2 separate regions of the Homo sapiens genome follow, and region 2 is linked to region 1. A link is an interaction called in ENCODE POLR2A ChIA-PET data of the cell type or tissue named here. Cell type or tissue: HCT116. All regions are shown on one strand. Each heading gives the region's core, and the rest is flanking DNA. Links, peaks and the distances in the headings are about the cores only. Region 1 has its middle 48 kb from the start of FOXO6. Region 2 overlaps HIVEP3 (HIVEP zinc finger 3).

Region 1 (7,599 bases), core at 1,415-5,414:
GAATCATCACCTTAAAGATGATCTTGGAAGAAAAATCACATAAGGGAGAGAAGCAGAAGGCCGGGACTCCTGGCTTCTGTCTAGAGAATTGGGCTGGAGGAAGGGAGTCACTGATGGGACAGGGGTTGAGGAAGAGGATACACAGACCTCAGGACACAAAATCTGGACTGGGACAGATCTCCAGGGCATCCAGGTCACTCCTGTACAATGCAGGAGTCCCTTCTCGTCCTCTTTACCAAGTGACTATCCAGCATCCCTGTGCACACCTCCACTGATGGGGCACTCACTCTCTTGAAGTTGGCCATCTTATTCTTGGACAGCTCTGCGTTCTCCTAGGTCTAAATCTGCAGTTCCAATCAAGGTCAGAGCTCTGTGCTCTTAGGCTCCACAGAGACGATTCCATTTCTCCCTTCACACTACAGCCTTGCAGAGATGGGAGAATGGTGACCTTGATGCCTGACCTCTGAGGATTTTCTTTTTTATGAGGCTGCTGAACCAGCTCGGGGCCATCCATCGGGCTCATAGTCAAGTCTCGCATCTTGGGTCACCACCTGGAGGGTGTGCAGAGTGGTGTCTGTGCCTGTGTGCCTATATGTATTTGTGCCTTGCACTCCATGCACACTTGTGGCTGGGGAGTTGCAGGTGTGCAGACTAGCTCTGTATCTTGGTGCAGGAAAAGCATGACTTCATATGAGCCTGGGCTGTGGCCATGTGTGAGTGAGCACATGGCCATGTGTGATTATTTATGAAGGTGACTGTGTGTGGGTAAGAGAGCACATGACAGTCTGTGAGTGAAGGGCTGTGTGTATATGACAAACAGTCATCACAAGTGTGAGTGTGCAAGTGTGATTTTGCACATGAAGGACTTGCCATACGTGGATATGACCAGCCAGGTATGTGTGCGTTTTTGACACTGATTAGATTGTCTCTGAGTGTCTGGTTGTGACTGTGTGTGAAGAGTATATGTGTGACAGATTGCAATTTAATGCATATGTGAGACTGTGTTTGTGACAGATTGTAATTTAATGCGCGTGTGAGACTGGCTGAGGCCATGAGTGTGTGAGAGACTGGTTGCATGCGTGACTGTGCACCGGTGTGTGAGGATGTGACTGTGTGTACGTGCTTGGATATATCGGTGTAGCTGTGTGTCGGCTAATGGCTGTGTGTGCTTCTGAGGCTCCGTGTGTGTGATGATGCAATGCATGATTGAGACTCCAGTGTGTGTGTGTGTGTGTGTGTGTGTGTGTTTATGAATGGCAGTAGTTAAGTGCAAATAAAGGTGCCTGTGCTTGGAGGTGGAGGTGGGAAGGGTGAGGACAGTGCAGGATAAAAAGGGGACTCGCTCGAAAAGGTCTCCCCAACCCCATTTTAATCAGAAACAGAGCAGCTGTTAGTCTGAATAGACACTGCACAACGGCAGACGTCTTAATCTCTTCTGCATTGTGATTCACTCGGCAAAGCCCTATTACTCAGCTTTTGATAGGAGCTTACTTGTCTCAAGTGTTTTCATTATTGCCCTAATACTATCTATTAACATACTGGAGGGAGCTCGCTGCTGTCTGGAGCTGGCATCACTGGGCTTTTAAAGATTATGGGCCTTGCAAATACATAACATTTTACTGCCTTGCAGACGTAATTCATTTGGGGTGGGGGGTAGCTCACGTAAATAGATAGGTAAATAGATAACCGAGTGGGAGAGAGAGGGCGCTGGAGGGAGAAAGAGAATCTAGGATTCAAACGCGGCTGGCGTCTCTAGCTCAAATAATCGCCTTTTGGGAGGAGGGGCCAGACAGACATCTGTCTCATTGGGGGCAATTCTAGCCTCAAGTCCTTCAACCCTGAGTATCCTGGGGTGGAGACACAGCCTGATCCCACTCAAGAAGTAAGACCCTGGGCTTCTCTAAGGGGTGCTCAGAAGTGCAAACTGGAGCAAGATGCAGGGAAGATCATGGGATCAGGAGTCCGGGGGCCCATGTTCCAACCCCAGTTCTGCAGCTGAGTTGCTGGATGACCTTTGTTCCCATAGCTTAACTGCAACACAAGAGTCTGAATTCGATGATCTAAAAAGCCAGCTCCAGAGTTCTCAGTTCTGGTCCCAGCAGGTGCTTGAATCACAATGATCAGGTTTAGCTCCATCAACCTGGAATCCTGAGGAAGAAATGGCTGAAGCTATGGCGTCTCCAACATCTCAGAACTGGCAAAAAGCAAGAGTCATCTAGTCTAACCACCACCTCCCTTTAGCATTCCTGTCGTGTGAGAGCAGACCTATAGTGACAGGAATCTCACTGCTTTCTTTTCCTTTTTACAAGACATATTTCCTTGAAATAACAGAGACATAAAATGAATACATTCATATAAGCCCTCCATCCCAAACTAGAAATTGCAGCATCTGTCAATCAGAAAATTTTAAGGACTTTCTAGAAGATAAAAAGCAGAGAGAATCAAATCTACAGAGGAAACCAGAATGGTTAAATCAGCACAGAAGAAATTGGCTAAGGAGATGTAAACTGTTCTTTTCAACAGAACCTTGGAGAAACTCCAAGTACAGGGGAGAAGGAGCAGGCCACAGCACGACCATCAGGTAAGGACTATTGAATAAGCCAATGGGCCAGCTAGCCTCTTCCTCTCCCAACATACATGCAATGCCTGGCTGTGGCTTTTGTCTCTGATCTTGAAGCCTGGTGAACTGCGTTCTGAGCAAAATGGAAGATCACCTTAGGAAGTGTAGTAAATGGTTACACTGGTGGCAATGAACCAAATCTCTTAGTATTCACAGCCTTGTGGAGTCCCCTACACATTGACCTTGTAATGGGCAATTTCACTTGCTTTGGTCAACGGGCCCTTAGCAAGCATAATGCAAGCAGAGGCTGGATAAGCACGTGCACACTGGGGCTTGTCCTCTTGGGACCTGGCCATCGTCTGTAAGGAAGCCCACCCTAGCCTCCTGGAGGCTAAAAAGCCATGTGGAAAAAGAGGCCACCTAGTGGAGAAACTAGGTTCTTCAGCAGACGGCCAGCACCAAGGCCCCAAACACGTGTGTGAAGCCTTGGGCCTTTCCACACAATCCAGCCGCCAGCTGAATGCAGCACCATGAGTAAGGCAAGCCAATGCCACATGGAACAGAAGAACAAGTCCAGGAAACTCATCAAATCAAAAGAAGTATAAATTATTGTTGTTTTAAGGCACTAAGTTATGGGGAATTCTGTTACGTGGCACTAGACAGCTGATATAGGAGGGATGACTATCTGGGTGTTGAGGCCAGAGAAGCAGAACTGAGCTAAATTCCTGCAATGGATGCTAGAAAAGGGGGAAAAAGCAAAGCCAATGACACAGTGCTGCTCAGGACCTCACACACAGAGTAAAGTCTGCCTGACTTTGGCAATCGAGAGGCCTGCTTGTGTGCTGTTCCCTCATTCTTCCTCCCACTCTCCCTGGCACAGAGCTGCAGGCAGCCTCCCTTCAAGGAAAAGACCCATCCTGGAAGCAAGTCTACACAACTAGGAAAGAAACTGACGCCAGTCTCTTAAATACATTTGTCCACCTAGTTTTTAATTTATAAATCTGAATGACCACTATGGATCACCAGATATTGGAAGCAAATCAAGAATATGAGAAAGACCAAGATGAAAAACCAGAATGATTCATCCTGGAGGAAATGGAGATAATGTGGGAGACAGAAGGGAACTTTAAAGGAGTTCTAGGTCATATCCTCCCAGAGACCCAAAAGAAATTTGCTTTAATAAAATAAGAGTAGATTGTTATGGAAGAGAAGCTAACAAATTTTAATCCTTGAAAATTAAAAACACGAAGACAAAGTCAAGGAAATCTCCTAGAAGGTAGAGTGAAATTACAAAGAAATACAAAATATGAGAAATTAAAGACCTACTATTTGCCTTATGGGGTTCTAGGCTGAGATAACAGAGAGACTAGAGGTGATAAAATAATTTAAAATATAATTTTTAAAGTATATTGCAGAGCTAGAGAAAGATCTGAGTCCTCAAACTATAAAAAGACCCACCAAATGCTAAGCAGAAAACACTGAAAAGACACACATCCTGGTGACATTTCTAAATTACAAAATAAAAACAAAATTCTCAATGCTTCTGCTTATTTTGAACCTACAACTCTATATCAGCCAAACTATCAAGCATGAAAGCGAATCCAAGATATTTTCAGATAATAAAGGACAAAGAAAATTTACTATCCATGCACTGCTTCTGAAAAAATAATTAGGTACTGCAGGAAAACAAAAAAGAAATCCGAGAAACAGAATTTCATAGGGTTACAAAAATTTGAAAGAAACCAGTAAATATCTAAAATCTGAATAATACATGAAAATGGATCTATAAAACCTCATACAGTGTTTAAGAAATGATTTCTTTTAAAAGTATAGGGATAAAATAAAATAACATTTGTAACTAAAGTTTCAACAAAGTATGAGCAGTAGGAGGAGATTTAAGACACTATTGGAAGAAAAACAATTAAATAACTCTATTTAAAATGTAAGACGCTAGAAAAATAAAATACTATAATGCATACTATTAGTGTAATAGTGTAATAGGTGTGTCATACAAATATATAATTTGCCAACAAATAGAGAAAAACAGAAATAAAGAAAATTTGATCAATCAAACAAAAAGCAGAGGAATCATTCAAACATATCAGAGATTGTAATAAAAGTTAATGGATTCAACTCTCCTATTAAACTACAGAGACTCTCAGAATCAGGGAAGAACCCTCACCAACATCCATAAGTAGATGTGTATATGCTCAGGTCAACACACAATGCAGATATTTTTTAAAGTCACATTTAAAACAATACGATACAAAATGATTAAAAGAATGAAAAATGAGGCCGAGCGTGGTGGCTCACACACTTTGGGAGGCCAAGGCAGGCGGATCACGAGGTCAAGAGTTTGGGACCAGCCTGACCAACATGGTGAAACCCTGTCTCTACTAAAAATACAAAAATTAGCCAGGTGTTGTGGTGCACACCTGTAATCCCAGCTACTCAGGAGGCTGAGGCAGGAGAATCGCTTGAACCCAGTAGGTGGAGGTTGCAGTGAGGCAAGACTGCGCCATTGCACTCCAGCTTGGGTGACATAGTGAGACTCCGTCTCCAAAAAAAAAAAAAAAAAAGAATGAGAAATTAATATATGCTAACAAAATATAATGAAGCCATAGAAATATTAATATCAGATTAAATAGAATCAAAATGAAAACCCTACATGGAACAAAGGAGACTTTATAAAACGTACAATCTACCAAGAAGTTATGACAATGAAGTGAGTTTCATAGTAAACAATGGAGTATTAAAATATAGAGACAAGCAGCTTTAGAACAACAAAGAGAAAGTGAAACTTGCAGTGATACTTGATTTTTACAATATGCCTCCCCAGAAATTGATAGATCAAGTAAACAATAAGTGAAGTGATAGGATAATTTGAATACAGTAATTTAAAATTTTGGTGTGAGATTTATATAACAATGTACCAAAGATACACCTTTACACATTCATTTTTAATATCTATGGCACATTTACAAAAATGGACAATTCACTAAAACTGACTACAAGTAAAATCTTAATTCCAAAAAGTGAAAAACATATGGACTGCATTTTTTGACTACAATGTAAAAAGCTAGAATCAATGACAAAAGAGTAGCAAACCAATATGATAACAATTTGGAAATTTATAAACACCATTCTATATAACTCTTGGGTTAAAGAGAAACTCAGAATTAAAACAACAGATTATGTTATAAATGAATGCTACTGACAGCACCCTGTGATGAAACCAATTGTCAAGGCCAATGCAGTATTTGTAGAAAATGTGTAGCCTTGAACATATGTATTAGAAAACAGGAAAGAGGAATTGAATCCAAGTAGCTGGGAAAAAGAAAACTAGAAGGAAAAAAACTATAGAAAGAAGGAATTAGTTGAGATAAAAGCAAAATTAATGAAACAAGAAACAAATGTAGACTTGGTAAATAAAACCAAATGCTGGCTCTTTCATTTAGTCATTCCCCTTATGGCTCACGAAGAGGTAAAAGTACTAATAACCATTTTAAAAAAATCAAATCAGCAAAGATCTACTTCTAAAAATGATATCAGTCCCAGAATGGACTTAAGGGCGAGTTGTATCAAACCTTCTGGGAACAAATACATTCTGTTATTTAAATTGTTACTGAGCTCAAAACAAAGGCAGAAAACTTCCCAATCCCTTCTGCTGGGCTAGCACAACTGTAGTAGGCATCTGTTGTTTTTGCTCCTCAGTGTTAATTCATCCTTCGAGTAACCACACCCTGATTTTCCTTGGAGGGAACCCACTGTACCCCACTCTGTGTCTATGTATTTCCAGGGAAGTTGACACCACTCCTAGTTCCAGAACTGGGCCCACAACCCTCAACAAGCTTTGTTTTTCCCCACCACTGTGAATGATTCAGAGATGGGCATGTAATCCAACCAAGGGTAATGAAACCCAAGAGGTTTTTCAGTGACTTCTGGAAAAAAAGTTGCTCTTGAAACTAAGGCAGTAGATCCTGGAATAGCCATTTGCCTGCCTTGTGTAGTCTGAGACTAAAGTGGACATAAAGGGAAAGCAGAACCAAGAGATGGAGAGAAAAATGAGCATTGATTACAGCATTTGAGCCCTGACTGCAACCACGCCTGAAGTACACTTTCCCCCCATACCCTTCAGCTCCATGAACCAATGTTTAAATCAGCCAGGATTGTCATTTTCAGCTGAAGCCACTAACCCTGACATACCAATGTGGAACAAAGATAACACACACGAGAAAGTATAGCCCAATCACAATTACATAAATATATGACCCATAAATAAAATGGTAGCAAAGTTAATTTAGCTATACATTATAAAACAAATAAATCATGAGCAAATAGGTGTATATCCCAAGAATTTAGCATAGATCTTAACATTACAAACAAAATTTTATTTTTAAAATTTACTATAGTGATACATTAAAGAGAGAATACTAAATTATCTTCTCTATAGATGGCTTAAAAAATTGTAATAAGCTTCCTTAGCCAGATAAAGGATCCAGAGATGGTCAGCTTTATGAGTCTATTTGGTTAAACTATAGTCCCAGTTATTCAATCAAACACTAACCTAGGTGTGGTGAGAATATTTTATAGCTGTAAGTAAAGTTCATAATCAGGTGACTTTAATTAAGCGAGATTATCTTAGACAATCTGGGTGAGCCTGAATCAATCAGGTGAAAGCCTTTATGAGCAGTATTGAGACTTTCCAGAAGAAATTCAACTTCTGGACTACAGCTACAGCTCAGGACCTTCCTGACCACCTGCCCTATAAGTTTTGGACATGCCTATCCAGCCTCCTCAATCATATAAACCAATTCTTGAAATAAATCTCTTAATATGTATGTCCTAGTGGTTGTTTGTCTGGTAGGACCCCAACTGATAAAGGTCTATAACTGCAGCAAAACATACATATCTGTGAGCCCCAGAAAGCAAGCATTCTTTCTCAGGCAGGGACAAGATAAGATGTCCACTATGCCCAGCATTTTGAAGGGATGGTATGTTAGTCCATTCTCACACTACTATAAAGACATACCTGAGAC
Region 2 (7,599 bases), core at 2,009-6,008, 540 kb before region 1:
CAATCAATCATTCCAGCCCCTCTGATTCATCACAGCTTCCAGTGACTCCTATTGTCTGGCCATCACCAAGACAATTACCACCCATGTCACCTAAACCAGCAGCTTCACCCATTTATGTTATCTGCCTGGCTCTGTGAGCATTTGAATTTGTGACCCTAGTGCCGTTTCTAATCTGAGGAGTTCTATGGTCCAGTGGGGGAGATAGAGCCATATCTGATTTTTGTGTATGAAAAGTGTTGTGAGAATAGTGTATAGGGGAGGAAAAGATCGATTTTTGACTTCAAGAGTTAGGGAATTCATGGAGAAGGTGAGTTTGGAAGCAGGTTTTAAAAGTGCAGCAAGAAGTGTCTGTTCATGTCCTTCACCCACTTTTTGATGGGGTTGTTTGTTTTTTTCTTGTAAATTTGTTTGAGTTCATTGTAGATTCTGGATATTAGCCCTTTGTCAGATGAGTAGGTTGCGAAAATTTTCTCCCATGTTGTAGGTTGCCTGTTCACTCTGATGGTAGTTTCTTTTGCTGTGCAGAAGCTCTTTAGTTTAATTAGATCCCATTTGTCAATTTTGTCTTTTGTTGCCATTGCTTTTTTATGCAGCCAAAAAACACATGAAGAAATGCTCATCATCACTGGCCATCAGAGAAATGCAAATCAAAACCACTATGAGATATCATCTCACACCAGTTAGAATGGCAATCATTAAAAAGTCAGGAAACAACAGGTGCTGGAGAGGATGCGGAGAAATAGGAACACTTTTACACGGTTGGTGGGACTGTAAACTAGTTCAACCATTGTGGAAGTCAGTGTGGCGATTCCTCAGGGATCTAGAACTAGAAATACCATTTGACCCAGCCATCCCATTACTGGGTATATACCCAAATGAGTATAAATCATGCTGCTATAAAGACACATGCACACGTATGTTTATTGCAGCACTATTCACAATAGCAAAGACTTGGAACCAACCCAAATGTCCAACAATGATAGACTGGATTAAGAAAATGTGGCACATATACACCATGGAATACTATGCAGCCATAAAAAATGATGAGTTCATATCCTTTGTAGGGACATGGATGAAATTGGAAACCATCATTCTCAGTAAACTATCGCAAGAACAAAAAACCAAACACCGCATATTCTCACTCATAGGTGGGAATTGAACAATGAGATCACGTGGACACAGGAAGGGGAATATCACACTCTGGGGACTGTGGTGGGGTCGGGGGAGGGGGGAGGGATAACATTGGGAGATATACCTAATGCTAGATGACACATTAGTGGGTGCAGCGCACCAGCATGGCACATGTATACATATGTAACTAACCTGCACAATGTGCACATGTACCCTAAAACTTAGAGTATAAAAAAAAAAAAAAAAAAAAAAGTGCAGCAAGAATATGCCAAGAGGGAGCCCTGAGCAGTGCTCCAGACACAGGGATCGGCATGGGCAGAAGCTCAGAGGGGTGAGCGAACAGGAGTCAGTGGGGTGGGGGTGAGGCTCTTCTGTTTTCAGTGGGATGCTCCATTGCCAACCCTGCCCAACTTGAAACCCTTTCCAACCTGAAACCAGGCACCCGTGGCCCTTCAGACCTGGGCCTGGCTCTGCAGTCAGCCCCTTAGCAGGCTCCCTTCCCCAGCGCCTGCTGGGTGGCCCTGTATGCAGGTCCTGGCCCATCTGTCAAAATTTGCCTGAAGTAATAGAGTCCTGCTGTTCTTCCCTGTCCCAGCCCAGAACTGAGAGAGAGAGAGAGAGAGGAGGTGGGACAGAGAGAGGGAGAGAGAGAGGGAGAGAGAAAGCCGATCTGCCTCCATCCAAGAGGACAACAGGTGGCCCTAGGTACAGCCGGGTGAGTGAACACACTTAGTAAGGCTCTATGGTTTCCACGTCTTCGCTCTGCTTCTCTGGTGCCTTTCTTTCCCCATCCCTTGAAAGCCAGCTCCTCGATGTGTGAGCTCCTCTGGCCTTCTCCCTTGGTGAGCTCACACATTCATCATCATTTACAGACAGGCTTCTCTAGCTGGCATCAGCAGCCTAGAGCCGCTGCTGAAGGTTGGCAGGTGGAGACCCTGGGTAGCTTGTGGCAGGTTCGCCTTGGTGAGTTCCCAAGTGCCTCAAACCCCACTGAACTAAAGCTGCTGGATCATCCAGTTTCTGGGTACCCTCTTCACTCCTACTTTCCCTCACTCACTCCTCTCAGCCTGGAACTCCCTTCCTCTCCCTTTCTACACGTTGAAATCCTTCTGTTTTTTAAGCTCCTTACTATATAACACCTCTGATATGGTTTGCCTGTGTCCCCACCCAAAATCTCACTTGAATTGTAATCCCCATAATCCCCACATGTCAAAGGAGAGAGCAGGTGGAGGTGATTGAATCGTGGGGGCAGTTTCCCCCATGCTGTTCTCATGATAGTGAGTTCTCGAAATATCTGATGGTTTTATAATTGTTTGGTAGTTCCTCCTGCTTTCATTCTCCTTCCTGCCACCTTGTGAAGAGGGTGCCTTGCTTCCCCTTCACCTTTCACCATGATTGTAAATGTCCTGAGGCCTCCCCAGCCATGCAGAACTACGAGTCAATTAAACCTCTTTCCTTTATAAATCACCCAGTCTCAGTATGTCCTTATAGCCGTGTGAGAACAGACTAATAGAACCTCCCTGAAACTTTCCTGATTCAAGAAGATTCTAGCCCTCATTACATCATAGCAACATTGTCAGAAATCCAAGAATTTGCCTCTGATCCAGACAACCCAATAAACACAGCATTTTGGAGCCAGAAGAGAGCTGGGCCAGTCTCTGTTTTCTTGAAGAAGACCTCCTCCAGCCTGCTCACTTTATTCCCCACATGCCTCCCACCCTGTTTCTTTTCAGGTAATGAACTCTAAAACACAGCCATTCGTGGTGGGGACGTGAAGTCTCTGTTCCCACCCAGACTGTGTGCTGCTTGGTGGCAGGAACTGGCTGCTGTGTTTGTCTTCCCAAGGACAACTTTACACAGTTCTGCGTGAAATCTGTGCTCAGCTGTAAGTAGTTAGTAGCCAGTTGCTGGAGTGAACTGAACTCTTGGAAGAAAGGATAAGAAATTACTGTTTGCATGAGACTTGTCATTAAGGTTATCACTTAAGGAAGAGTGGAAACAGTTTGGGAGTAACTGGGTCAGAGGAGGTGATTTCTGTAACATGAGGACACCTTATAGCCAAGAGCCTCGTTGCCTGGAACATTAAAGTTTGGTCAATGAGAAATTGGCAGTGCAGCCCATGAAGACTGAGAAAGGAGACCTTCTCCAATCTTGGGAATCCATCCAAAGATCCCAATACCATCCACCCCACCTTCTTGGCAAGGGAAGAAGTATAGGCCCTGCTTTTGGGAGTGGAGTGTAGAACCCACCCTAAGGACATGAAGAAGCCAGGGCCTGGTCATAAGAGGGAAGCTGGCTTCTCTGATATTCCTGTCTCTGGGATTCTGGCCTATCCAAAGCATTTGGGCCAAAAGTGAGGGCTTCCGGCTTGTTTCTTACACCTGCCCCTGGCTCAGGGCCGATGACGGTGTCCCTGTGTCCCTCTGTGGCCTCTCACAGTGGTCTTCTCCTGGGCTTCCTGTTGGCTGCCCTGCTCATGGCTGTGCTGTGGCTGCTGGCAGCCCCACGGGGCTCTGAGGAGCCCATGCCAGCACCTTAGGGCTTCTGCTCTTGAGCCGGGGCTCCCACGCAGCAGCCTGGGGTCTGAGAGTGCTGGTAGAACTAAGGAAGGCAAAACAGCAAGACTGAATGGAGATGCATGCCGAGAAATTTCACCTATTTGGATCTCTCCAGAGCCTATGTGGTCTTATCAATAATCATTTAATAGCAACTTATATTATTTTACTATTTACAGAGAGTGTCCACATATGTTAACTTCCTTGATCCTCACAAACACCCTATCCCTTGGGTATTTTCTACCAGCCCCATGAGGCTCAGAGAGATTTACATGACTTTTTGAGGGTTTGAACCCAACTCTTTGGTCTCAAAAACATCTCATTCCAGTACACCTCATTGCCTCCCAAGCCCTGTATCCAGGAAGACCTGACTCACCAGCATGCTTTCTGTGCGAAAGGACACCAGAGCTGAGAAGTAAATCGACACCACCCCCAATCCCTGCAACTTCCTCTTCTCTGTCCTGTCATTGAGAACACCAGCCTAAGGGCACGTTTTTCTCCTTCCACGTTCTATTAAAGCTCAGTAGTCTAACTCCTACTATTGAAAATGAGAGAAACAGGAAGGAAAGTCTCAAATTCCAACTTTGGAAACCACGTTGAAAGAAGGTGCTCTCATCTGGACATGATGGTTCACGCCTGTAATCCCAGCACTTTGGGAGGCCGAGGCTGGCAGATCACGAGGTCAAGAGATTGAGACCATCCTGGCTAACATGGTGAAACCTTGTCTCTACTAAAAATACAAAAATTAGCCAGGTGTGGTGGCACGTGCCTGTAGACCCAGCTACTTGGGAGTCTGAGGCAGGAGAATTGCTTGAATCCAGGAGGCAGATGTTGCAGTGAGCCAACATCATGCCACTACACGCCAGCCTGGCAACAGAGCAAGACTCTGTCTCAAAAAAAAAAAAAAAAAAAAAAAAAAAAAAAAGAAGAAGAAGAAGGTGCTCTCTCATCATTCTTCTGTACATTCATTTGTTCATTAGACAGATATGTATAGAGAATCTGCTGTGTCCCAAGCACTGTTCTAGGTGCTGCGGTTATAGTGGTAGACAGAAAGGTAAAGTTCCTGCCCTCTCGAAGCTCACATCCTACTTTCAGGGGGTAATGAGCAAGTAGATGATGAACAAATGTTTTATATAGTTCTAGGGCTATAAGGAGTGTAGAGAAGGCTGATGAGATGCAGTGTAACTGGCAGGAGGGGAGTGAGAACTACTTGGGTAGATGATCAGGAGATACTCTGCAAGAGGAAACATACAGAAGGAGCCTGACATGAGAAAACTGGGGCAGCAGTTTTCCAGGAAGAGGGACCAGCACAGGTCCAAGTTGAAACTCAGAATGGAATTTTAGGAAATTATATTCTTCATGATGGTTAGATCCTGTGGGCTATCATCACTGCAGTTCAACAATGTGGTGCCTAGTAGGAAGAGTTCTCCCAGGAACCCTCCACGTGTGCTATGGGATTTCTGAGAAAACCAGTTCTGAGTTCTAGGCAGTGGACTCACAGTTGAACTTGGAGGGAACCAAGAATTGCTTCCATCATAGCCTTACTAAGAAATGACCATGGCATGGCCTGAGTGCTTCGGCATGGAGGACCAGAAGGGGAAGCCCTAATTTGCCAGTTGCAGACTCTTGAGCCTTGTGACTCTAATGACGACAAAAATTAGGAGATTTTCTAGGACTCCACGTTTGCGATTTTGAGAGTAGTGCTGCTGGGGTTCCTGGTTTGGGTTCTATTGATTGTTTCATTGTTTCTGTGTGCAAGTTACCCTCTCTAAGCTTAGTTTAATTAATATTATATTAAGTGAGGTAGTTAGATTATATGAACCCTAAGGCTCCTTTTATTCTTAACCTTAAAATAAAAACATTTTGTAAACAGTTTTTCTTTGTGTGTGTGGTGGCCTTTTCTGTGCCTCTGCTTTGGATGAGGTTACAGGGCTGAGTGCGAGTGAGTCATTAGTGGTTCCTTTGATATAAGACAGGTGATACTATTGAACACTGTTGGTGGTAGACCAGTGGTTCTCAAAGTGTGGTCTCTGGACCAGCAATAGCTGGGCTTGGGAACTTGTTAGAAACTCTAGCTGTCAGCCTCCACCCCAGACCTACTGATTAAAAAACCGTAGGAGTGTAACCAAAACTCTGTGTTTTAACAAAGTCTACAAATGATTCTGATGCATGCTAAAGTTTAGGAACCACTAGAGTAGAGTATGTGCTTTAAGATTTGGGTCTACCGGCCAGGCGTGGTGTCTCATGCCTGTAATCCCAGCACTTTAGGAGGCCAAGGTGGGTGGATCCCAAGGTCAGGAGTTTGAGACCAGCCTGGCCAACATGGTGAAACCCCATGTCTACTAAAAATACAAAAATTAGCTGGGCATGGTGGTGCATGCCTGTAGTCCCAGATACTCGGGAGGGTGAGGCAGGAGAATTGCTTGAACCCAGGAGGCAGAGGTTGCAGTGAGCCGAGATTGCGCCATTGCACTCCAGCCTGGGCGACAGGGCAAGACTTGGAAAAAAAAAAAAAAAAGATTTGGGTCTACCACTGATGGATCCTTACATTCCAGTCACTGTCATGGTCACAGCAAGTAGTTGCATGTCTGTGCAAATATTGCAATAAGATGTTTATTCAGCTTGGCTTGGTGAACAGTCCTGTGACTCTAAAGCAGAAAATGTTCCTGGCCTGTGCTAGGACTGGACCCACACTCTCCTCCTTGGTATTATGTCCCATCCACTCCTCTAGGTGAGCATCTGCATGGAGGAGGGGTTAGCAAGGAGGCAGGCTGCTTCCAGAAGTTGTGACAGAGTGCTGTTGGATGTGCTTCTGGGGAGACTGATGTAATTGGAGAAGTTTGTGCATGGTTAGTTTCCACACATTTTTAAAGTATGAAACTGTCTTGGGTTTCTAAGTCCTTGGTAGATATATCTGCGTGCATCTGTCGTGAAGATCAGTGGTGATGAAAGGTCTCAGGTGCCATAGAATAAGCAATCTGGTGACCCTGCTGCACACTGAGTTTAGAGTTCTGATTCAGTTTGGTTTCCCTTATCTAAATGTCCACTCGTGAACTAGAATGAGGTGACCAGATGGTCCAGATCACCCAGGACTGCCCCGTGTTTCCCCTTCCTGTCCCTCTCAGTCTGGTGTCTCGGATTTGTTCCTGTGTTGCCCACTCCTGCTGGATCTTGTCCAGTCGAGGGACAAACGTCCTGAAGAATGGGAAGAAAGGAGGTTCTGAAGGCACAGATTCCAATACCATGCCAGAGGTTGAGGACACTGGTGCTTGAAGGGAAACTGGCACACTCTGGAGCCCCAAGAAGAGCTGGAGCTGGAGGCATGCGGCCCACGAAGGGTAGAAGTAAGTTCATTTCTCTGGTAGGGCTTAGGGGAGGGGTAGTCACAGGTAGGGCTTGGGATGTGGGGCTGGGATGGCTCCTACAGGGCCAGAAGGCAAAGAAAGGGCAGCAGATGGGCACAGCAGGGACAAGGGTGTGGTGAGGAATCTGACTGCTCCAGCCCAAGCTGGCATGGCCTCTCTGCTCTCGCCTTCTGCCCTCTTTCTGTAATCTTTCATCTCTGAGGATGTTGGGCCATTCCTGGGTCCCTCCTTCTTCCTGCAATTCTCTCTACCCTTCCACCCTGTTGCCCTCTCCCCTCCCTCGCTTCCTATTGTGTCCTGCCCACTGCCGATTCCATCCTCCTTATCTCATGTCTATCCATGATTGACATGATGGAAATGGCACAGTAGAGTCCAATGGTGATAAGCACTCTCCGTGTTTGCAGGTACCAGCCATGACCAAGAGCCCTTCACATCATCTGGCAATCCATCCAGAACCCACTGAATGGAGGACAGCACAGCGAGGTCTTTCTCATTTTGTAACTGCAAAAGCTGGAACAAGAGCCAGAGAAGCCAAAGAAGCAGTACAA

The links. ChIA-PET counts read pairs that join two places held together with the same protein. Peaks named below come from ENCODE experiments on the same cell type or tissue, not always from the same donor. Only the 100,000 strongest peaks of a DNase experiment are listed, where the experiment ranks them.
Region 2: POLR2A ChIA-PET joins it to region 1 with 7 read pairs; 1 of 35 experiments calls an interaction of 5 or more read pairs at or near these places.

What each region holds. Positions count from the first base shown.
Region 1 is chr1:41,309,199-41,316,797 of GRCh38, reverse strand. No RefSeq gene overlaps it. Among named protein-coding and RNA genes, the nearest start is that of FOXO6, 48 kb to the left of the region's middle. In HCT116, for the core only: a CTCF peak has its summit at 2,973; a DNase peak (open chromatin) is centred at 3,017.
Region 2 is chr1:41,848,302-41,855,900 of GRCh38, reverse strand. The region is part of intron 1 of HIVEP3 (HIVEP zinc finger 3); the gene reads left to right. Among named protein-coding and RNA genes, the nearest start is that of HIVEP3, 67 kb to the left of the region's middle. In HCT116, for the core only: no CTCF peak of the experiment used is centred there; DNase peaks (open chromatin) are centred at 4,070 and 5,670; H3K4me3 peaks cover 483 bases.